3 separate regions of the Homo sapiens genome follow, and regions 1 and 2 are each linked to region 3. A link is a loop called in an ENCODE intact Hi-C map of the cell type or tissue named here. Cell type or tissue: endothelial cell of umbilical vein. All regions are shown on one strand. Region 1 has its middle 110 kb from the start of LINC00595. Region 2 overlaps LOC107984245 (a long non-coding RNA gene). Region 3 has its middle 36 kb from the start of LINC00856.

What was found. Peaks named below come from ENCODE experiments on the same cell type or tissue, not always from the same donor. Only the 100,000 strongest peaks of a DNase experiment are listed, where the experiment ranks them.
Region 1: a loop joins it to region 3, with 21 times the contacts of the local background. A loop is called at or near these places in 2 of 110 quality-filtered maps.
Region 2: it touches region 3 in a loop (22-fold over the local background); 2 of 110 quality-filtered maps call a loop at or near these places.

The regions. Positions count from the first base shown.
Region 1 is chr10:78,377,316-78,385,315 of GRCh38, reverse strand. No RefSeq gene overlaps it. Among named protein-coding and RNA genes, the nearest start is that of LINC00595, 110 kb to the right of the region's middle. RefSeq lists an enhancer at 7,468-8,000. In endothelial cell of umbilical vein, a CTCF peak has its summit at 4,062 (motif pointing right); no DNase peak of the experiment used is centred here; H3K27me3 peaks cover 922 bases.
Region 2 is chr10:78,434,454-78,442,453 of GRCh38, reverse strand. It overlaps LOC107984245 (a long non-coding RNA gene), which reads left to right. Exons shown (of 3, transcript XR_001747513.2): 2 at 4,843-5,049. Among named protein-coding and RNA genes, the nearest start is that of LINC00595, 170 kb to the right of the region's middle. RefSeq lists a silencer at 6,328-6,622. In endothelial cell of umbilical vein, a CTCF peak has its summit at 4,137 (motif pointing right); DNase peaks (open chromatin) are centred at 5,143 and 6,473.
Region 3 is chr10:78,208,201-78,216,200 of GRCh38, reverse strand. No RefSeq gene overlaps it. Among named protein-coding and RNA genes, the nearest start is that of LINC00856, 36 kb to the left of the region's middle. RefSeq lists enhancers at 1-289, 1-3,568, 3,608-4,164. In endothelial cell of umbilical vein, a CTCF peak has its summit at 4,559 (motif pointing left); a DNase peak (open chromatin) is centred at 4,520; H3K27me3 peaks cover 473 bases.

The sequences.
Region 1 (8,000 bases), 170 kb before region 3:
GAAATGCCCTTCCATGCATCTTCCCCCATGTCAAAATAGTCCCATGTAGCTCTCCTGTCCAGCAACAACAAGGGCTCCCACAGCTACCAACTCTACCTGGATCTCAAGCCCTCTGAAGTCGGGGACAAGACTTGGCCCTCAGCTCTTTCTCCCACAGCTCCTCAACACCTCACTTCCTGACATATACCCTCCTCTCCCCTCCACCTACCCCATCCTGCCCATTCTTCGGGACCTTGATCAGCCCTCTACCTCTCAGGGAAGCTGACCTCTATACACTCTCACTGACTTCTTTTCCCCTCCCCTCTTGCAGCCTTAACTCTGTACACAGAGTGATGCTGGCTATATTCCTTACTGGAGTTTTCATGCATGGTCACCAGGAAACCTGCTCTCCTGAAACTTAAAATCAAGTCGGGAAGATAGTAGGATCTGACCTCAGTATAGCCTCTTTGAGAGGCTAGATAGCATAAATACAGGTTAGCAGGCAAAATTTGGGAAGATAAGAAAATACTGTTTGGAAAACAGGTGCCAGATACAGAGATTTCCCTTTAGGAATGGCAGATAAACGGCACACGTGCTGCTAAAGCCTCCTGTATTACCCATGGCAGACATCACTAATTGATTACAGCACTCTTTCCAGTGAACCTGGACCCAGCCTCAGAAACTACAGCCTAGCACTCCAAGCAGGCATGACCAATCAGTTGGAGTTGGGAAATTAAGTAAAATCCATTTGCCAATTGTGGTATAATACAAAATACATATTTGGTTTTTGAGCTTCAAAAACCCATAGAATTTCTTGAGTGATAGGAGTGTCTTTTGTTATTCATAATGGGCACCTTTTGGTTATACCTAACTTTATGAGGTGATTCAAGGTGGGCCCTTAGATAGTTTCAAGAGAGGGGCTGGCCACACCAGATACACCAAGCATGTGATTAGAGAGCTAGAACTTTCACCACCCCCACCAACCCCTGGGGAGAGAGGGTGCAGCTGGAAATTGAATTCAATCTCATGGCCAATGATTTCATCAATCACGCCTACTAATGAAACCCCAGATAGAAACTCTGAAACAAGATTTGGGTAACTTCCACACTGCTGGAAGAGTGCCATACCCACATTCCACTGGGAGAGAGCATGGAAGCTCTGCAACACTCTGTTTGTAAAATGTATATACATAAAATAGAAGAGAATGCAATATTTTCCTAAGGCTTGAAAATAAAACAGTTGAACTTCAGGGGTATCTGGGGGGTATAATGTGGCTTTGGAGAACATTTCCTGATGCACTGCTCAGGATCATCAAACTTTTTCTGTAAAGGGCAAGATAGTCAGTATCTTAGGCTTCACGGGCCCCTCACCCCCAAGACCTGCCTGGTGAATCTGTTCATTTGTATCATTTATAATAAAACAACAGTCATAAGGATAGCACTTTCCTGAGTTCTGTGAGTCATTCTGGCAAATATTCAAGCCTGGATTGGGGATAGGGGAACCTGGGAATTTGTAGTTGGCCAGACAGAAGTGCATATGAAATGGAGGCTGAGCCCTTAACTTGCGGGGTCTGCCTTAGGAAGTTTGTGTCAGAATTGAATGAATTGTAGGATACCTAGTTAGTGTCATATACTGCTCTCAGATGTGTCTACTAAGAAACCTATAAAAACAAAGTAGGGTACCCACATTGACCTAGAGCAGGGACCAGCAACTACAGCCAAACCCAGCACACCACCTGTTTTTCTAAATAAAGTTTTATTGGAACACAGCCACACCCATTCCTTTACATGTTATCTAAGGCTGTTTCTAATTACAAAAGCAGAGTTGAGTGATTGCAGCAGAGACTGTATGGCCTAAACTATTTACTATCTTGCCTTTTACAGAGAAATTTTGAGGGCCCTGTTCAAGAGCACCAGAAGATTTTATCCAAAGCAGCATTATAACCCCCAAATCCCTTTCAAGCTTCATGTTTTATTTTGAAGCCTCAGGTGAATGTTGCATTCTCTTCTGTTTTATGTGTATACATTTCACATAAAAGCAATGTTTAAACTACTTACCACTTGTTAAGTAACAAGTTCTGTTTGCTTAGTGAGTGGAGTCATTCTTCATTTCCCTAAAAGCTTGCAATTTCAGGATGGGAGATAGAGTACTGGTGTGAGGCTGGGACAGAGGGGTGAAGGTTCTTCCAGAAAAAAAATTTAGGAAAAACAAGGAGATTCAAACTCTAGGTTGAAGCACTGATTCAGATATTCATTCTAAGGCTTGCTTTCACCCTATAAAAATGAACAGTCGCTAAGGGCTTCTCAAGCTCTGCCCATCTTGTCTCCAAGGTGATGGTTTCAGCAAGGCATCTGCTGGCGTGTTCAGTGGGTGGCTGGGATCTTGCCACTTATTTGTTCTCAAGGAAAACCATTTGCAAACTGTGTTCTGTGGGGCCCTAGAGTTCCCACAAACTTTGAAGAACTACTGGGGTAGAATGTGGGATCCAAGTGAGTGGGATTCCAAGTCCATGCCAACCTTAACCATGTTATTCCTGGTAGATGTTTTCTATTGCCCATCTCATTTGTTTAAGAAAAGGCATCTGCTGATAAAATAAGATTTGAACATCACAGGTCTAAATAGTTCACACAACTTGGATGCAATGCTCAGCCCTGAACCAACTATCCCTGGCCAGATGGGAAAAAGCATTGAAATTGGCTCAACTTTGGTCACATATCCACGTCCAGGCCAATCAAGTGAGACTAGAGAAGTAGGGTCCTCTAAAAACATGGCAGAATCTGCAGGGGTCTAAGGGAGGGAGCAAGAACAGAAACTTCTAGAGGAAGGAGGATGTTTAGGAGGAGGGGGATATGCCAGTTAAAGTGGGCAGGTACTCGTTCATGACATAGTCATCTATTATAGTCCAGAAGTTGAATCAGAGAAAAGATTTCTAGGTCACTTGCAAAATTCACCCTCCTTTCAGCATCGCCGTCCATTCAGTATCTGATAACTGAATTATCTGGCTATATGAAAAACTGCCCTGAAGCTACAGCCAAGAAAACTAAGTTTAAAACCGAATTCTGCCACTTACTAGCATAGGCGAGTCACGTGACCTATCTACCTTGACTTTCTCATCTCAAACACAGCAAGCTCAAACACAGACAGATATGGGAACAGACAGGTAACATAAGTGAGTCAGTCAGGCAAGGCATGGGATGATAGGGAGTGGTGGGACCTGTGGCAAACTGTCTTAAAAGAGCAGGTGCCCCCTGAGATCTAGCCATACAGAACTACAAATTTAATGTGTCCAAGTCTTCCAATTTCTCAGTAAATCTGGAAATTTAAGTGGCTATTTCCCAATTATTAAGACATGTGCAGGTCAAACAGATTCATACCTACAAACCAGATGCAGCTGGTAGACAGTCTGCAACTGCTGGCTTGGACATCGCCTTTAAGAAAACCAGCCAGGAAGGGCTGCTATTTCTTGAATTCACTTAGTAGGCCAACATGGAGCATCAGGAAAACCCACAAAAAAGACAAGCATCCTATCCTGGCGCTGGCCCTTACTACCTGTGTGAACCTGGATAAGGCCCTGAACCCTTAGCGGGTACCTGCCCAAATATGGTGATCATAGCAAATCCCAGGCAAATGGCAGGGAGGGAAGAGAGCATACTGTGGGTGATGGCACCCCTGGCCCAAGAGGCACCAGGTGGGCACATATGAAAGGTGTTCTCTGCTGGCGACAGGAGGAGTGCCCAGGGTGAATGGTACATGGGGCATGGGTGGATCCCAATCAGCCCTAGGGATGTGGCCGGCCTAGAAAGCTCGAGCCCCCACTACTAAGGGAGATGAAAAATGACCACCTTCCATCTCCGCTTTTCTGTGCACAGATGAGGAGCGAGAGAGGAGCGGGCACCCGGGCCCGTGGCTGTCGAGCGGGATCATTAATAAGATAGATGTTCCTAATGGCTCCAAGAAGGATCATGGAGCTACTCATTATCAGGGGTTGCAATCGCTAATTATTCGTTTCTCTGCAGCTGTCACTCGCCGCGCCCACCCAAAACACCGGTCCCAGCAGCGGTCCTTACTCTCATGGCCAACAGGGGGCCGCGAGCACGCATGGCTGGGCCTCGGGGCTGAGGGCAAAGTCTCCATCCTGCATTAAATACTTATTAAAGTTGATTAGAACTCAATGCACCATAAAATCTCTTTCAAGTCAGTGAAACGCCTTTGGCTACAGATTTTTTTTTTTCCCCAATTCTATCCAAAAGGAACTCCCAAGCACTCAGAGAGTACTGGAAAAATTAGATGACGGTTGTGGCGGGGGAGTGTGGCATTCCGGATTGGGAAGGGGGGAGGTGGATTTGGAATATTTATGGGAGAAGATAGCAATGGCTGGAATGAGGGGCATCAGGAATGAAAAAGGGAGTGTGGATTCAGGCAGGTGGGAAGGCTGCCGGATGCACATATTCTTAGGAACGATATTACCCTGGACCTAAAAATATGAGACATGGCTTTCTTTAAAAGCGATCTAGGTCCTATTTACATTTCAGAGCAAACAGCATATTGTTTTCATCAGGGGGAAATAAGCACTCATGTTTACCTTATGTTTCCTTCAAAATATTTGCATTTCAAAGCCTTCTGAGCTTTAAGTTTCAGAGCTGTTCAAAACGTGGCACCTGGGCTTCTCCCAGATGGGCCATGTTTACAGCAGAAATCCATACCACCCAGCCAGGATGACACCCCAAAAAGGGACAAGGGCCCCTTTCAGGGCCATAATGCATCCCCCGAGGGCACAGCAGCTGGGACCAAAGCTGGTGGCCAAATGGGTGATGGGAGAGCCAGACAGCCCAATTCTCAAAGCTTCTCTGTGGGGTTCTGTGAGTCTTCCTCTTGCCATGTTCTTTCATCCTCTCTGTGGATGAAGGAGGAGACAGTGCTGGTCTGCGCAGAGCCTTTGGGGGCCTGTTGGGAGAAGGAGGAAACAGGCAGCACTGGAGCCCACAGGAGATGTTCCAACCAAGGCAACAACCAAGTGGGCAGGGTAGCAATCCCAGTGCCAGAGGGTCGGACTAAACAACCTCAACTCCCTCTTCCTGTCCCCAACGTTTCATTCATTCTTTCAACAAACAGCTATTGAAGGCCCACTCTGTGCCAGGCTTTGGGCTCATGACTGGGGCCACAATGATGAACTAAACCAATCAGAGCTAACCTTTACTGGATGCTTCCTCTCTGCTAGCCACTGTTCTTGGCTGCACATGGCAGCCATCTAGCAAGCTTTTAAAAATCCCAAAGCCCAAGCCACACCCCAGACCAGTTAGATTCCACTGTCTGTATCTGACAGAAGCCTTGCTATTTTTTACTTTCTCCAGTGCCCAGGACCAACCCACTGCACCCCCCTTTCTAGAGGTTCCCTGTGGCCCTTGGTAGAGAGACAGCTGCTGGTCAACTTGACCAAGAGCACCAAATTCCCAGGTAACCAGCCTGAGAAAGTCCAGGGTAAAGTTCAGGAGCCAGGCACCATTAAGTTTTCAAACTCCCCATATGATTTTAGCCTGCAGCCAATTTTGAGAACTGGCATTCTGTGCTTCACATATATGAACCCGCTTACTCCTCAAACAACCTTCTGAGGTAGGTGAGAATGCTTGCCTCTCCCCTTTAAATGATGAAGTGCAGAAACGTTAACTCAGCCACAAGCAGCATAGCTGGGATTTGAACTCAGGCAGTCAGGCTCCAAAGGATGCACTCTTAAGAGCACCTGGTGCCAGCTGCTGTGCTTAGGGAACTCCTGCTCTAGAGAGAGGCCAATGAACAGACACTACACAGAGGGAAAATGTCAAGGCATCACTGACTTTCCAGCCACCAGCCACTCCCAACCCTGGTCTTTGCCTGTCTCACCCAGAAACTAACTGTCCCTGCCTCCCTTGCAGCTATGGTTCTGGCCAAGAAGATGCAGTGGGAAGCATGCTTGGAGCTTTCGGAGAGAGTTTTCCTCCAAGGTTAAAGGACAGGGGTGTGAGAAGGAACATCTTTCATCTTTTCCAACCTATGCTCATCCTTCTACCTGAGATGTTTCCATGTGAGGATGTGATATTTGCAGCTGCAGAGGCCATCCTGTGACCACGAGAAAAAAGGCTGAAAGAACCATAGACACTGATCAGACTGTCGAACCATTCTGGAACAGGCCCCCTCCAGATGTCTTGTTAAAAGAGAGATCTAAAATGTCTTCCTTACTTTCAGGTATTCAATTACTTGCACCTGCATCAATTAGAATTAGATTTGACTGTGATTAATAGAAAGCCCCAAAATAACAGTAGCTTTTGCAAGATAGAGGCTCATTTCTCTTTCATGTATAAGAAGTCTGAAGATAAGCAGCTCAGAGTGACAGGGGCAGCTTTAAAGTCATCAGAGAACCAAGCATCTTTTGTCTCACTGCCCTGCCATTCTTAGCATGTGACTTCCACTCACATGGCTCAAAGAGGGCTGCCCAGGCTCCAGGCATCACATTTGCTTTCCAGATAGCAGGGAGGAGGAGAGGTGGAAGAAATATCCCCCTCTTCTTTTAAGAACACCTCCCAGAAACTCTTCTGTCTATATCCCATTGACTAGAATTTAGCGACATGACCACATCTGGCGGTAAGGGAGGCTGGGAGCTACATTTGTCCTGGGCAGCCATCAACCTAACCAAAAGGGGGGATTCCATAGATAAGAAAGAAGGATATTTGAGAAAATAAACAGTCTCTTTCATACAATTGAGGCCATCCTAATTAATTCAGAAAGATAATGTCTCTGATGAAGAAGGGATAGGAGTTAGCCAGGACAAAAGAAGGGAGAGCAGTGTCCCAGGAGCAACAGTTTGCACACAGGCCTAGGAGTAAGACAAAGTGCCATATATTTGGAGAACTGAAAGAAATCCTGTGACTAGATGACAAAGCAAGGTGGGTGGGCGATGAGGTGGGAAGGCATTAAGAGAGCAAGATTCACAGGGCCCTTACGTAACACCGCCCTAAGGAACTTGGACTCGGAGACCCACTGGAAGGTGTTTGGCAGGAAAGCAACATGGCCAGGGTTGCATAGAAAGCACATTCTGGTAGCAGGGTGGAGGATGCTTTGGGCTGGAAGATGGTAAGATTGGAGGCAGGGAGACCCAGTGGGAAGCTCCTGGAGGCCACTAGAGAGGGAATGTTGGCCTGGGCAGCACAGAGGCAGATCCCATCTCCACTGGGAGACAGGTGAGAGGTGGTGGAGAGCAGTGTTACTCAGAGAGCTTGTCTGCAATGGCATTCAAAGCTTGCACTAGAACCTGAATCGATGCATTGCTGCCTTCATCAAGAGTGTCTTGTGATACAAATTATGGGCATGCGTGTTTGTGTGCATATATAAGCTGAATTAAATATGTGTTTAATGTTGTATTTGCTTTATGCTCTGATGCAACCTCCTTACTCCTTCGTGCACCACTAACAATTTGTGAACCAGCAACACAGACCTGTGAACCACACTTGGAACATCACTAGTCTCAAGGAAAGAAAACTGAATTCCTCGTGTAAAGCTGCTCCTCTGTATCTGACACAGGCCTTGCTATTCCTTACTCTCTCTAGTGCCCTGAACCAACCCACTGCACCCCTCCAGAGGTTCCCTGTTGCCCTTGGCAGAAGGACAACTGCTGATCAACTTGTCTAAGAGCCAAATTCCCAGATAACCAGCCTGTGAAAGGAGGCTGACCTGAGGGTTCCTCACCACCCACAGGGAGCCCCAGGGGCCTACAAAGCCCTCCATAGCCAAGCTTTTCCAGGAACAATGTGATTGCCTTAGGGAAGGCAGAGGGAGAAAATGGTCCTCAAACTCACTCCCTGGAGAGAGGCCAATGTAAACTGTGGGATTAACTCCTGGGGGGAGTCTTAGTTCTGAGGCCATTCTAATAGGAAAGAATGAAGGGGCCTCAGGCAGTTCTCCTGAAAGCAAGAGCTCCCCTCAGCCCAGCGAAAAGGGCTGGAGACCCTCAGGGGTTCCCCAGCCTCGAGGACCAGGCTACATTGAGCACT
Region 2 (8,000 bases), 230 kb before region 3:
CACACAAATGTTCTGTGAGGTATAATTAGGTTCTACAGAAAAAAAAGGTTTTCTCAGTTAAGTAAATTTGGCAAACTGTACTGAACCAAAGTAAACAGAGGATTGTGGGATTTCTCAGAGACTTTAATAGGTGACCCTAATGGAGAATAGAAAGTGTGGTGTTCCCAAACATTCTTTGCAGTGTATCAGGAAGGGTCCTTTTTGCTGCTAGTGAGCAGGAAATCCAGCTCTAAATAGGCTACATTTTCCAGGACAGCATTAGCTTACAAAATAGCAAGTCCAGAGATGGGTATTTCCAGGCTTCAGCAGCCAAACAATGCCACCAAAGCCACAGCCCCTCCATCCCCTTCACCATCCAGTGTCTTCTCCTGGGGACAGTGGTCCTCTGGGTCCAAGAGGGCAGCTGCGGGTCCAGGTTCCTACGCAGACTCTGCAACAGCCCCCAGCAGAAGGCATCCTCCCAGACAGCTTTGATAGGGTGAGGAGACCCTTTTCTAGGAATCTCTCAAAAGACTTCTCTCCACATTTCATCAGCCGGAATTGCATCACAGTCTCTTACCTAAACAGATGATTTACGGCTTCAAGTCCACTCTATCCCAAACTAAGGGATGAGGCACCCCAGATTGCCACACCAAATTCAGGGGTGCCAGGGGATATTTTAAGCTTTCAAGGAAAACTCAGTAATGCTGGACATCTGTTGGACACCACTTGAACTACTTTCTTTTTATATATGTATGTTTTTTGAGACAGTCTCGCTCTGTCGCCAGGCTGGAGTGCAGTGGTATGATCTCGGCTCACTGCAATCTCCACCTCCCGGATTCAAGCAATTCCCTTCCCTCAGCCTCCCAAGTAGCTGGGACTACAGGTACGTACCACCATGCCCAGCTTATTTTTTTGTATTTTAGTAGAGACGGGGGTTTCACCATATTGGCCAGGATGGTCTCAACCTCCTGACCTCGTGATCTGCTCACCTTGGCCTTCCAAAGTGCTGGGATTACAGGCATGAGCCACTGCACCCAGCCCACTTGAACTACTTTTTAGCTCAGTTTATTCATGGTTTCAACATTAATCATGCTACAGACATTTGATGATATCGTATCTTTGAGAAGTTTTAGTGATTGCTGAAATAAAACAAGTATGGAATGAAAATCAGTGTGGAATGTGAAATGGGGGTGCTGGTGTCCAATCCAAACACACAGTGTGAGAAGTTGTGCAGTGCCCAACAGGTGCATCCATTCCACTAGTAAGTGATTATAGTAGAATAAACTAGATCTGTTGTACAACATGGTGACGTAGTTCATAACAACGTATTATATACTCGAAAGTTTCTAAGAGTATATTTAAGTGTTCTCACCACAAGAAAATAAGTATATGAATAATGAATGTGTTATTTAACTTGACTCAGCAACTCCACAATGTACACATATATCAAAATATCATGTTATATACCATAAAAACATATATTTTTTTACCAAATTAAGTTCCACTTGCCTACAAAAAAGTTTTTTAACAAGTTTCTAAAATTAAAAAAAGAATATATTAATTAAAAGTATACCTTTTTTCTTTCAGTTCACGTATAGTGTCTTTACAATTAGCTAGTTGCGATTGGCTAAGTTGTTAGGGCCTAAATACTTACTAAGCTGTCTGGGCCTAACCCAGCAGAAGGGTTAGATATTTCTTTTAGCTTAGGGGCACAGTGAGAAAAATTGCTGAGACTAAGGGCCCCATAAACATAGGAAATTGGAGAACTTCTAGCTGAAACTGATCATGGTTCCTCCTTGATCAGTCTTGGGGCAGGAACTGGGACTGGGGCCTGCCTCACCTGAAGCCCATGAAGAGTGTATACCTGAATAAACTCTTATAAAGAAAGGAGGGGAATGCATTAGGAATGCCACTAAACTCAGTGATATGGTTTGGATCTGTGTCCCCATGCATATCTCATGTTGAATTGTAATCCCCACTGCTGAAGGTGGGGCCTAGGGAGAGGTGGATGGATCACGGGGGCAGATTTTCCCCTTGGTACTGTGTTGTGATCGTGAGTTCTCACAAGATCTCGCTGTTTAAAAGTGTGTGGCACCTCCCCCTCTCTTCCTCCTGCTCTAGCCAGGTGAAGTGCCAGCACCCCCTTTGTCTTCTACCGTAATTGGAAGTTTCCTGAGGCCTCCCCGGAAAAAGAAGCCAGTCTGCTCCCTGTACAGCCTGCAGAACCAAGAGCCAATTAAACCTATTTTCTGGCCAGGCACGGTGGCTCACGCCTGTAATCCCAGTACATTGGGAGGCCGAGGCAGGTGGGTCACCTGAGGTCAGGAGTTCGAGCCAGCCTGGCCAACATGGCAAAAACCCGTCTCTGCTAAAAAAAAAAAAAAAAGAAAAAAAAATACAAAAATTAGCTGGGCATGGTTGCACCTGTAATCCCAGCTATTCAGGAGGCTGAGGCAGGACAATCGCTTGAACCTAGGAGGTGAAGGTTGCAGTGAGCCAAAATCACTTCATTGCACTCCAGCCTGGGCGACAGAGCAAGACTCCATCTCAAAAATAAAATAAAATAAGAACCTCTTTCCTTTATAAATTACCCAGTCTTGGGCATTTCTTCATAACAATTCGAGAACGGACTAATAGACTAGGGAACTGGTGATCTGCAGAGCACACCTGGAACTGTGGATCCAAACAAGCAGTCTGCTCTGTAGGTTTCTCTCTTCCTGTTCTGTGTCTCTACCACAACCTCTCCTCAGAATGCCTATGTTATCTGGGAAGGCTCCAGGGGTAGGTGATTTCAGCAATTTACATTCCCTGTCCTTTGGCTTCACCCTGTCTGCTGTCAGCCCACCAGAGGCAGATGGAAACCTTCCAGACACTCTGTGACATCGACGTCCACCTTCCCACCAGGCCTGGGTCAGGCACCTGTGCCCCGAGAGAGCCCACACATCAGCCTGTGCTGCCCAGATTCCTGCCTGGGCCCACAAAGTGTGGGGCATCTGTGAAGGCTGCCCCCAGACTCCTGCATGGCATCCAGCCCGAACGTGATGGAGCATCCAGCACTGGTGTGCCCGGCTCAGCCTCACAGCAGGCCCTGCTACTTCCCCGTGGCATCCCCTCCCCACTCCCACCACACTCAAGATCTTGGCACTTGTGGTTTCTACAACCTGGCAGGTGCTGTCGCCCCCTGCCTCCCTCTCATCCTCAAACAGCTCCCAGCCCAACGCACACCATTCACTTGCCCTCACACTGCACTGTTTATTATTATCTCAATGTGAAATGATCCTGCGTGTTTCTCTTTTGCTTGTCACATGGCTGCCTGCCTCGCTAGAGAGGGAGAAGCGTGTGCACAGAGCCCCTGCCTAGCTCTCTGATGTTGTCCAGTTCCAGGAATAGTGGCTGGAACTTAGGCAATCAATACCCATCAGTAGTTGTTTGATGAATGACTAATGCTCACCAGTGGTCCTAGGAGGTAAGAGTCATGTCCTCATTTCACAGATAGGCAGATGATGCCCACAGAGTCAAGCCCCATGCACCATGCCACAACCTGGAAAGGGACAGAGCTGGGTCCCTTTCCCCTCTCTAGCTGTCCATTTGACTTCAGTGCTGGTCACTTTTGTAGGGAAATGCAGAAGACAGGCCCGGGTGGCAACACATTCTGGATTCCTGCAGACGTGCCCAGGCTTCATGCCCTCAGAGGTGCACAGCTCCCCAAGGGGTTTGCTAGGACATGCAGAGTCCAGCATGGGTGGCAGCAGTCCAGCATGGGTGGCAAGAGCCTAGCTCAGCAGCTTCCCTTTCTGTGACTTCAGGAAGACACCCACATTCTGTGGGCCTCAGTTTCCCTATCTTCACAATAGGGGTGCTAGCTAGACTTAACACATCATTTGTCCTTCTCTCCTGATAACAGACCAAAAGTCCCAGAGAATACAATGCATTCACAGTAGGAGGAAATGAGAGGAACCTGCCACCACTGGCCCCTCTGATCCTGCATTGTCCTTTCTCATCCAGGGACCTTCCCTTATCCTGCCTGGACTCCAGAACCAGCTGCACTTTGTTCCTACCCGGCATGCTGTAACTTTTCTGTGGACAAGGTCATACGTGATCAGCCCCATTTACAGATGAGGTCCCCAAAGCCCAGAGGGTGCTCACCTCTCCTAAAGTCACACTGCCAGCAGGTGGCAGGGCCGGTGTTTGAGCCCAGATGTGCAGAGGGCCCTGACAGCTATGGCCTGTGAGCCGTGGGGCCCCCACCAACCCCCCACACAGCCTCACTCCTGCATTCCCCTCTCTGAGCCTCTCCCCATGCCAAGCTGCCAGCGTATTGGACCGTTTTCTCTGTAGGTGGTGAGTATGAGATGGAGATGTTTCTCAGCGAGTTATTTCTAGAGTTCCTGGCAAAGGCAGACCTCTGAAGCATTGTGTGTGTGTGTGTGTGTGTGTGTGTGTGTTTTTAATGCACTTCCACTGGGGGTGGCAGGCTACAAATGAAAGGGGCCATGGTGCTCAGGAAATGTTCCTCCTGTGAAGCCGGAGGGGCTCGCGGCCCCACCCATAGGTGTCTCTGTCCTTCCCCAGACCACACGTTTCCTGGGAAGGGAAACCTTACTGGAAATTCAGAATATTCTGGTATCTGCTTTTCTGAATGATTTGGACTTCCTCTGGGGGTGGGGGAGCCAGGAGAGCTGTGCATGCTTTTCCTCTCCTTCTCCTGCTCTTAGACACATTGCACTGGGCTGCAGGGCCTTCAGGTGAGCTGATTTCCAGATCCATGTTGGACTCTGAGCAGGTGGACAGAAGCCCAGTGTGTCTGTAGCCCTGGGAAGGTCTGATGGTTTTTCTGTGGTTTCCGTTTTCTCAACACAGACACTTACAATAGACATAGCACTGAATCTCGTCGATTGCTGTCAGCTACAGGTCCTCCCCAGCCTGAAGAGCCAAACTGGTTACCACAGAGGTTCTCGAGGAAGGAACCCAGTCCAGGAGGTCAGAGTCTTGGTTTCCCAAGATGGCCGGACTACTGAGTTGCTGTGTGACCTTACACAAGTGATTCAAACTCTCTGAATCTTCCAGGTAATTTCCTGGTTTGATTAAAGAGGAAATAAATGTGTCTTCCTACTTAAGAATACATCAGCTCCACCATAGTCTGGGAATCAGGAAGCTGGGGTTACAGAAATGAAATGGATTGTGTTTTTGCTCTTGGATTGGCACTCTTGGACATGGCCAGGCTTCAGCACGGGTTTCCTGCCAAGGAAAGAGGCCTGTTGTCATGGAGCTGAGTCCTGGAGGAGAGAGACCAGAGATAGGCAAGGGGAGGGCAGGAGGCAGGCAGAGACCCTCCAACGAAGACCACAGAGGGAGCAGGGATGCAGACTGAGGGCAGGACTGGTCCGTGGGGCCTGAGATCTGTCTTTAATCCCCTGGGTGACTTGTCCCCAAGCAGGAGGCCAGATTGGCCTGGGAGTCTCTGTGGGGCAAAAGCAAGGTAAATGTGCAGAAGCTAAAGGAGACAGATGATCTGTTCCACAGAAGGAAGAACTTTCCGGCATCTGAGCAGTGTGGAGTTGGGGGAAGTGAACTTGGGGTTTTCTGTGGCAGCTGGGGGGCATGCTGATTTACATGAGGTCTTTAGCAAAGTAGCCACAGTGTGCAAAGCCGCCATGGCTGAAGTTTCTATTGTGGACACCGGTGCTATTGTTGGACGCTGCAGAACTGCAGTAATTCACATTTATGTCCCAGGCAGTTCCCTGGAATGAAACACCCCGATCTTTAGAGCCTTTCCTGGGCCATTGGAAGACACTCAGCAAGTAAATTTTATGTTCTCACTCGGGTTCCTAATACAGGGTCTGTCTGGAGGGAGAGAGGCACTGTCCGTGCCTGCAGGAGCTTCCCTGGTGCAACCTAGAGACCATCTTTAGGCTGAATCCATGCTGGGTCAGGGGAGGAAGGCTTCATCCCACTGGGCAAATGAGGTGACAGTCGTCAGTGCCTGTCCCCTGTGCTAGTGAACCCTTTGATGGCTATGCGAGGCAGGAAGGATCAACTCGTTTCCCAGGGAGGCCAGGAGGTATGTGGCTCCTCACTCTGCCTCCCCCAGCTAATCAGGAGTGAAAGCAGCACTTAAGCCCTAGTCTGCCAGACTCCAAAACTCATGGCTTTCCACTAGCCAGGCTGCCTCGTCCTCAGAACTAAGGAGAGAGCAGGGGGTGCCCCGAGAAGGACTGGGGAATGTCCGCAGGGGAAGCTGGGACCCCTGGGAGATTTCACTGCAGCACCAGTTGCTGGAGAGGATGGAATCACTGTGTGCTCTGAGACCCCCACTCATGCCCCTGTGTCTGGAGCCAGGGCCCCCAATCCTCCATGCAGCCATTTTTCCAAGAAGCCAGATGCTGTGCCGCCTGCCTGCCTGTGCTTTATCAGAATACAGCAAAAGGACATAAATAAATAAACAAAACTCTGCTGAGCTCTTTCCCCCTAACGACCGCCAACGTGCAGATGCTTAAAGAGACATTTTTCCAGAGAACAATGGATGAGAGGCGTCCAGACCATGGAAGAATTTTGTGTCAGATATTATTGTTAGTTGCATTTTTTTAACAAACCCAAGCAGATAGGACCTCATTGAGATTTCTATCGGGCCCAGGAGGTTTCCTGCATTTCAACTTTTGTTTGTTTGTTTTTGTCAATACATTAGTGTCTGAAATTTGTAAGGCACTCACTTGTAGCTAGAAAAATTCCTCTGTTGGGGGGCAGTGTTTGAAAACACAATCTTTTTAATTTTCTTCAGCTGGACCTCTATCACTGGATCTTTCGTTAATATAGATCCTTATTTGTGACCGGCCCCTTCCCATCTCTCTGTGGCTAATCAGCCCGTTGGACATATGGAATTGTTTGTGCTTAAGCGGTTAGCAAGGCCAGATTGGCTGCAAGAAATGTAACACATTTTGGGCAACCCCCTCTAAGCTCTATTAGGCTTCATTGGGCAGAACCCCCATGGTCCCAAGGATAACCCTCCTCTGCTCAGGGAACACTGTGCAGGGCCAGGCAGGTATTTTCCCAAAGGACACAGGGCAGGGAGTTGGGTGGGTGGAGGGCTGCTTCTGGCTTCATCACTACGTGTTGTGTGGCCTTAGCAATCCTATTCCCCTCTCTGGCCTCCTTCTGCAGTTGTCAAGAACAGGGTTAGATGACAAGCAGGAGAAGTCCTGAAATAGGCAGACAGTGCAGGACCCTTTGAAAGGGCACCCTCGTGACCCAGGACAGCCCCTGAGCTGGTCCTCTCGTGCAACAGTGCCAGCAGTTCACTCAGGCTGACCCATTCCGTGAGGGGGAGAGGAAACTGGGGGTTCTGTGAGAGCAGGTCTGACTCACTGATTCCCCGACACGTCTCCATGGACTCTCGAGGTGCCTGCCCTGCCCATCACTGGACAATGGGCCTGGTATGAAACAGGAAGAATCCATCCCCACGGACAAGGTGGGTCCTCCACTGTCCCTGGCCCTACCCATCATCTTCGTGATGCTGGCAGGCAACAAAGGCCCACAGAGGGTCCACCATCCCACACACCCAGGGCACAAGATTGCTAGATAAAATACAGGGTGCCCAGGTAAGTCTGCATTGCAGTTAAAGAGCCAATAATTTTTTAGCATGTCCTAATATTGCAATGAGACATGCGTATCTTAAACAATTTTCATGGTTTATCTGAAATGAAAATTTAACTGGGATGTCCACTCATTGTTGCAAAATCTGGCTATCTGGCCGGGGTACGGAGTATGTAGGCATGTGAGCTGGGACCAGAGCTAGTTCCCATCCCCAGCTCTCACCTCTTGCCCCAGAACCTCTTACCTCCCTCCCCTTCTTGTATCCTCCACCCCCAAAACTCTGGAAGACACAGAGTTGCTGCAGTGATGCTTGGGAGGAACTGTCCTCATCCTCCCCAGCACTGAACTTTTAAAATTCTGAAGCCAGAAGTGCTGTGCCCTGAGCCCCCTGCAGACCACTCCACGGTGCATCTCTGACCTGGCCCTGT
Region 3 (8,000 bases):
GCCTGGCTTTCCTCCCCTACCCAACAACAATCCTAAGACCTGCCCTGTCTTCTCCACATGATGTCTGGGACACCCAGGAGACGACCACTGGGCTTTTTATGTAGCGCCCCATGCTTGTATGCAGGTCACAATTCTGATGGCCAGCAGAAGCAAGGGGAGCCTGACCAGAGCCATCGCCACCTGCCAAGTGCAAGGACCCCAGGCCCTGTCCAGGAGGCTGTGGGTCAGCTCCGGGAGCCAGCTGGAATTCAAAGTAGTCGGGCTGCTTGGAGAAACGTGCAAGATGCAAATCAGACACGTGAGTGGCGCCCGGCTGGAAGAACTGTGTCTCCCTCCAAGCGGGGCTCTGAGTGTCAGATTTTCCACTCTGTTTCTCTGTAGCATGTTCTGCACATCCCAGTGCTAAAAATAACTGTGGCGCGTGAGTGGGGGAGCAGCCCCAGAGAGGCTCCAAGAGCCACTGGGGCGGTTTGGCACGCCAACCTCCTTCCTCTGGGCAGTACATGCCCCAGCTGCAGAGGTTGGGGTCTGTTCCCCCAACACAAACCCCTCTCCCCTTTCCTCCCACCTCCTTCCCTGTGTCGAAATTCTTCCTCCCTTTGTGACCCCAGGGACCCAGAGAGCTGGCAGCTCTGGAAATTACAGGGATAGAAAAGCCCAAAAGAGGTCATCTTATCCACCTCTTGGGAGAACACAGTCACCCCTAAATCCTTAAGGACAACAGAGAAAGTCCTCTTAGTCTAAAACCAATCACTGAAATCCAATCTGGCAAATGGTCCACAGTCTCTGCTACTTGGAAAGTTATTCCTTGAGTCTAACTGGGACCTCTGCTGCTACAGCCAAAGCCCAGCTCCTGTTGTTCTCCCACTAGGGAGAGGAGAAAGAGAATCGCTAATCTCAAATTCAGATCAAACTGAACATAGAAGACATGTGTGGACCAGTGGCCTCTACTGTCCTGAGACCCTGGGACTCCCATACCACAGCAAGAAGGAGTTATGTGTTCCTCCCTACTGAGGGTGAAACTCCAGCTGAGCCAGCCTGTTGCCACATATCTATTCAACTTTGCTGGGCACCGTCTGCCCAGCATAAGACGCATTGCCAGTGCTTCTGCACCAGGCCTGGGGAGGAAGTCAGGAGACGCAGAAACCCAAGATGACACTTGCACCCTTAAAGAGCTTAGGGTTGAGTTTGGGACTCAGGTTCATGCCTGGAAAGAAAATTTACTTTGCACCCAACCAATGGCTGAGTGAGATGCAGCAGTCAGTGCACCGCCAAGGGGTGAGAGGTTGGGGGTGTCCCTGGAGAAACAGAGCTCTGAGATACATGACGGGAGTTGAGAGGTCTGAGCAAAAACAGGGAGGGTGAGACCATGGATTTTGTGGACACCAGGGACTACTGAGGGGAGGGCAAGGGCTCTGGATGTCCAAGAGAGGCACGGTGGAAAACAAGGTTGAGATCTGATGGTGAAGCCCTTTGGACGCCAAGAGGAGAGATTTGAACTTCATTCCTCAGGCCACATTTCTTAGATAATATTCCAAAATGGGGTATTAAATAATGATATCATGAAACAAAAGAAGGTGCATGGGGGTGTGGCATAATTAAATTTGGCAAACTGAGAAGGAAGGGACAAAGGAAGCCACGTTTCCCAAACTATTTGACCATGAAGCCCTTTCATCACAGAGATCCTCGTGGGACTGCCATTCTGGTTAACACACTCTAGGAAAAGGGTTTTGAAAAAGCCAGGAACATCATGGCATTATCGCTTTAGGACGTTGGTCTAAAGGGCTGCTGGAGGTCGTGGCAGCTGCAGTGCAGGGCAAGGTGAGACGGGGAGGAGAGGTGCAGGCAGTGGGCAGACCTGGAGGTGGAACAATGGCAGGCCCAGGACAGGCAGAGGGACCTGGAAGAGTCCGAAGAGCCACAGTGACGCTACATGGGACCATGTGCCTTTTCCAAGCCTCAGTTTCCCCTCCTGTGGAATGGGATGGCCTCTTTTCACAAGACAGTTGGGAGGACCCTTGAGTCTGTGTGAGTGGAAAAGTCTGGAAAGCTGGAAAGAGTCCGGAGCTCTTCTATCAACATTCAGAGGAATGGAGGCTGGCGATGGAGTGGTCGGATTAGGACAGAAAGACCAACGATGGATTCAGGAGAGAGCAAGCAGCATGAGGCTGGAAGCCCCCAGTACCTCTATTTCCCTTCTGCTGCCTCATATTTGCATTGTTTCTTCCTCTCCAGCCCCTCTGACCCTTCCTCCAACAATGCAGAGCCTCAGAGAAAACAGTGTGCAATTGGAGGGAGACTGCTTGTCTTCCAGGCCGGCTCCAGCAATGCCATGCTGTACATCTCTGAGCCAGTCCCTCGACTTCTCTGAGACTCAGTTTCCTCATCTGTGAAAGGAAGAGAAGGGCGATGATAGTAACAACGCATTTGAGGTCTCTCCAGGTGCTGGGCTGAGTTCTTGCTTTATGACAACTCAATGAAACAGGAACTATTACCACTCCTGTTCAACACGTGGAAACTGAGGTGCTGAGAAGTGAAGGGAGTTGCCCAGGGTGACACAGGGGGTGATGAAGCCAGGACAGGCCCACTGCAGATGGCTGTTGGGAGGGCTGGATGAAATGGTGGAGAAGAAACATTCTTAAGACTGGCATTTGCTTGTCATCTTATAATGCCATTAAGATGGTGTAGCAGATTGCACTTTCCAAAGATGCCCACCACACCATCACCCATCCCACAGGCTTTTTGGCAATATGACCTTCCCCTCCTCTATAAAGAAGTGGGTTCTATTTCTCTGCCCTCTTGAATTTGGGTGGGTCATGATGATTTTTTCCAAAAGAATAGGAGGAAGAGACCTTGTGCCAGTCCAAGCCTTAGCCCTTAACTAGCCTGACAGCCTCCACTGGCAGTGTCCTGGGAGCTAGCTGCTACATAAAAAGAATCACTACCCTGAGCCCACACTGCTGGGAGAGGCCCAAGCCACGTGGAGAGGCCCTGGAGGATGAGATGCTGCAAGAAGAGAGGCAAAGACCCCAAGAAGCCAGCCTTAGCCACCACATGAGAGACCCAGGTGAGTCCCAGACAACCCAGAGAGCAGAGCAAAAGAAGAAGACATTGCTCGAAGCCCCTCTCTTCTGGTATGGTTGTTACACAGCAGTAGAGAACCAGTCAGATGCGGCCCTCTTTCCACTTTCAGCTCTAAGGCAGAAGGTCGCCACAAAGAGATGAGGAAGAGGAAAGAAGAGGGGTGGAGGGGTGGAGTCAGGACTGCAAGGAGCTGAGGCAGGGAGCTGCCCTCTGCCTCTGCCTCTGCCTCTGGGCCCCAGCCTCGGAATCAGCCCAGCTTACAGCCCTCAGACAGTGGCCAGCCCATGACTTACGATGGGGCGCAGGTCAGGCTACCGGCCCCTCTGGGCTGCCATCTCCTCTCCAGTTACGTGGGGAGCTGTGGGCTGCCCTCCCCTCTCCTGTTATGTGGGGAGCTGTGGGCTGCCCTCCCCTCTCCTGTTATGTGGGGAGCTGTGGCCTGCCCTCCCCTCTCCTGTTATGTTGGGAGCTGGATGGAGTCGACGACCCCTGAGGGCCACTGCAGCTCTTGCATGCTGGATCTCCACTGCTGGGGGGCGGGGCAGGGGGGCGGTCATTCTGGCTGTGGTTCTATCCAGCAGAGCCAGGAAACACTAGGGCTGGTCAGACCCCAGAGCCCTCAGGACATCCCCACCCCTGGGTCTTCATACCCCTAGAGAGGCCAACACCACAGGCCTGAGGGCCAGCAAGTCCAGCCCAGCCAGACAGTGGAGCTGGAGAGCAGAAGGCCACACCTGCTGACTCTCACCCAGACACACTGTGGCCCTGAGCCTACTGGGCCCATGCCAGGACAGGCCCTTTACACAGAAGAGCCTATTTAATCCTCACAGTCATCCGGAGTGCCAGATAATGCTATTATCTCATTTCTCAGATGAAGAGTCTGAGGCTCAGAGACTTCAGCAAAATCACACCACTGCAGTGTGAAGCCAGAATTGAAACCTGGAGGCCTAATTCCATGACTCTCCCTCCCCTCCACTGTGCTTCCGCTGGTGGGTACATCCGCAGACACAAACACACCACCCTGCTCCCCACACAGCCCGACCTGCCCTGCTCGCTCACACACATACTTTCATGTGTGATGGTGCATACGTGTAGACACATCCCATGCTGGTACACACCAGTTCATACGGAAACCCACATTCACACAGGTTGTGTGTGTCGCACACAGACACTCCCATCCCTACACATGTAGACCCAGGCACCCAGGGCCCTGACATTTGCTCACACATACACCCCTACACTCCAGCCCCACAGGCTCAGGTGCAGACATCTGTGTGCATACATCCTCATCACACACGTACACACACAAACACTGCACCTTGTTTAATGATGCCCAGGAAATGAGAGTCATTATTTTTATTTTTTTAAAAAAAAGAGCCTCTCAAATGCCAATAGATTCCAGCATGTTTTTTCAGTGCTAAAAGGTTTTACAAGCAAAAGTCACCCAACAGTGCCACCTGCTGAAGGCTGGCTATTCTCTCCCGTCCTGCCTGTTCCATCCTTAGTAGGGTGAAACCTGTCCTCAGTTTCCCCCAAAGCGCTCAGGACTTGGGAGCTGGGTGGGGGAAGCTGGGGGAGAAAGTGGGTGCAGGTGGACAGAGGAGAGGTTATACCGAGGCAGGGGAACACATGGAGAAGGACTTCCAGAGCAGGCAAGGAGAGGAAGATGAAAGAGAGAGGCCTGCAGGGAGACAGAGAGGCCAGGCAGGGAGCTGAGAGAAAACCATGGGACTCAGAGAATAAGAGAGAGAGCACAGATAGAAAAGACTGGGAGGGAAAGTCTGGCATGCAGATGGGAGAGAGGGGAGGGAGGATGAAAGAGACCCGAGGAAGGACTAGAGGGGCAGCCAGAAATGGCGGAGAGCCCTCCCCAACGTCGGCCCCCTGGACCCACAAGGGGCACGAGCCTGGCAGCTGGCCCTCCCTCCCTCCAGGGGTGCCTCTACTGCAGGGGCCTGAGGCTGCAGTGTTTTCCTGGAGGTGGGGATGCCCCAATGCCCCCCTCAGCCCTCCAAAATGTTTGTCAAGCAGCCCCTGTCCCTAAGGGGCTCAGCTCCCCGCCACACACCCTGCCAGCAGGTCAGGATGAGGCAACTGTCAACAGGAAAGGGCTCTTACCTGAAGTATCTGGCTTCTTAGGTGCGAGTGACATCCAGAGAGAGGATTTGTTCAAGGCCACACAGAAAATTAGGAAGAGTCAGCCCTAGAAACTTCAGGGGCCCACGCACGGGCCTCCACCCCTGTGTCAACTGAGATGACAACCCTCTTCTTTCTTGATAGAATCATGGAGGAAAGAGAGATTTGAATCTGCATTCAGTGGTTCCAGACCACAGGAGAGTAGGGGATTAACCACAAGGCCCCAGGGGGAGACCGAGGCCACATTCTTGAGTCACCATGTCAGTACCCACCCCTCTGGAGTCAGGTGGATCAGAGCAGGACAATCATCAGTCCAAGAGAAAACCACTGACCTTCAACTCATGAGACATTGGCGCTGAAAGCTCCCACTGATCCCTTCCCGTGGGGACACTGAGCCTAGGGGAGTGGGGCATGCTGGGGTGAAGCAGAGGGCCTGAGCAGAGGGCATGAGAACCCCCCACCCTCCCAAGCCAGCTGCCCACACAAACCTCTTGACACTGATGGAGCCAACTCCTCAAAATCCTGAGGTCTGGGCTCCCTAGAAGGTGGCAACTTTGGGGGCTTCATCCTTCCCTTCTGAGGCCTAAATTCTGGTCCTCTTCTCTCTCCCAAGGGGACACTTCCTCCAACAGAAAGGACCCTGGCAGGGAAAGTCTTGGGGTAATTTTTCTTTTTTATGAAACCCCCTGATATCTCCCGTAGCTCAGCTGGAGTCACAAGGAGGCACCTCTCTCACCTTTGTAGAAACACACAGGGCTGCAGAAAGCTGGCTGACTACACAATGCAGAGCAGGTGCCGGCTTGCATCTCATTTACATATGTTTGCATATGCTTTCTTACTTCTCAAAATACCAGGAAACTATCCTCCATTCTCCATCCTATAGCTTCTTGGCATTTACAGTCTCTCCTGACTTACACGGGGTATCTCAATGCTGTGGACTTCCATTTGCTTAGCTAGAGAAGGACTTGGATTATAAATCCAACAGACTCTAAACTCCTTAAAAGCGGCATCCTGGTGCCAACCTGCCCCCTTCCCTCCTCCCAGGCCAGACCATTCACCCCCTCACTAAACATACCCTGTTCTTCTGTGCCAAAAAGAATTGGCTGATGCTGTTCCCCCTGCCTGAAAGACCCTTTCCTCTCCTTCTCTACCTGAAAAGCTCGTATTCAGACATCAAGACTCAGTTCAAATGGAACTTCTGCAAAACTACGGCATGTGAGTTTCTCTATTTTCTCCAGCACCTCCAAGCAGAACAATCACTTCTCAGTGGGCCCCAGCACTTTGGCTCATTAACAGCCAACAACTAAAGGGAAAATTTATTATACCACAAAATGATATTGAATAATACAGCACATGTATTTCCTCTTAGACTGTGAATTTGTTGAGGGCAGGAACCATGGGAGACGCAGCCATCACTGCATAGCCTATAGCTCCCAGCTCTGGGAAAATGACTGCGTAATCATTGTTTGATGAATGGATGAATGAATGATTCTCTCCATGGTCTTTATGCTCACAGATTCTGTGATTCTTCCTCCTTCATGGCTAGCTCAGACTAGGTTAAAGAGCAGTGATATTCTACTCAATATTTTACAACTTGAAATAACACAGACAGAGGGTCCATGTGGACCCTGTCTGCTTTCGAGCACCAGCGCTTCACAAACAAAACCCCAATCAGGTTCTGCAACCCCAGGTGGGGCCTTGGGCCCAGAGGTGAGGGAGGCAATGGGGCCAAGGCTGCTGTTTAGGAAACAAATAACCAAGTGGGGAAATTTACAGTCAGATAATTGGCAGCTCTGGTGCACAGTCAAATGCAGTAAATTAAGTGTTTTCCTGTAAATCAAGTTTATGATTTGCACTGGAGATGTAATTGTTAAAACTGTTCATTTTACCCGCAAATAGCAGTTGAAAGAAACCAATTTAGGAGTGACAGATTGGTTTTTGATTCTAACTGTAGTGCTAAAACAGTTAATTTTAATAACATCCTTTGGACAGGAGTCTGCTTGTTACTTAATATCATAGTCAACAATTTGAAAACTGCATGTTCAGCCACTGCTGCTTCCGCTAAAAATTAATCCCATTTTTCCCCTGAATGGAGGTATTTCTCAGCAGGAAGCAGTATGTCCATGCAGAAGGACTTTCCTCATTTACAGGGTTACAACCCTTCCACTCTGGGGAAGGGAGGCCACAAGAAGGTGAGGTATAGGCTAAAAGGAAACAGGTCCTGGAATGTTGAGGCCAATGGGGACCCTCCCTAATGTAGGAAACCCTTCAATGGCAAAGGGGATCACAATCTGAAGCTCCTGCCTGCACACTTCCATTGGCCAGGATGCCTCCTCTCCCCTGGGGTTCTACCCAGCTCTGAACCCTGAAACCATGTAGACATCAACTCTGAATAAACAGGACAGATTCTATCTTTCAGACTTGTCACCGTCCTCTTTCCCATCTCAGGACACACACCTGAGTCTGTCAACTTTCAAGTCTAGTCTATGGTGTCCAAGACTGGATCCATTACTTTTGTCACTCACCAGCTTGGATCCTAAGCACCCAGTGGGTTCACCGCTCCCAGGACCAGGATGCCACTGGATTATGGGAGCTCATAAACACTTTCAGCAGTTCACTGTGACCCCTGACAGGCTTCTAGTTCTGCTTCCAAATAGTCAGAGCTTCCCAAACATTAGCATGTATTAGAATTACCCGGACAACCTTCTCGTACAGATTGCTGGGCCCTACCTCCAGATTCTGATTTAGCAAGTCTGGGCAGAGCCAGGGAATTGGCATTT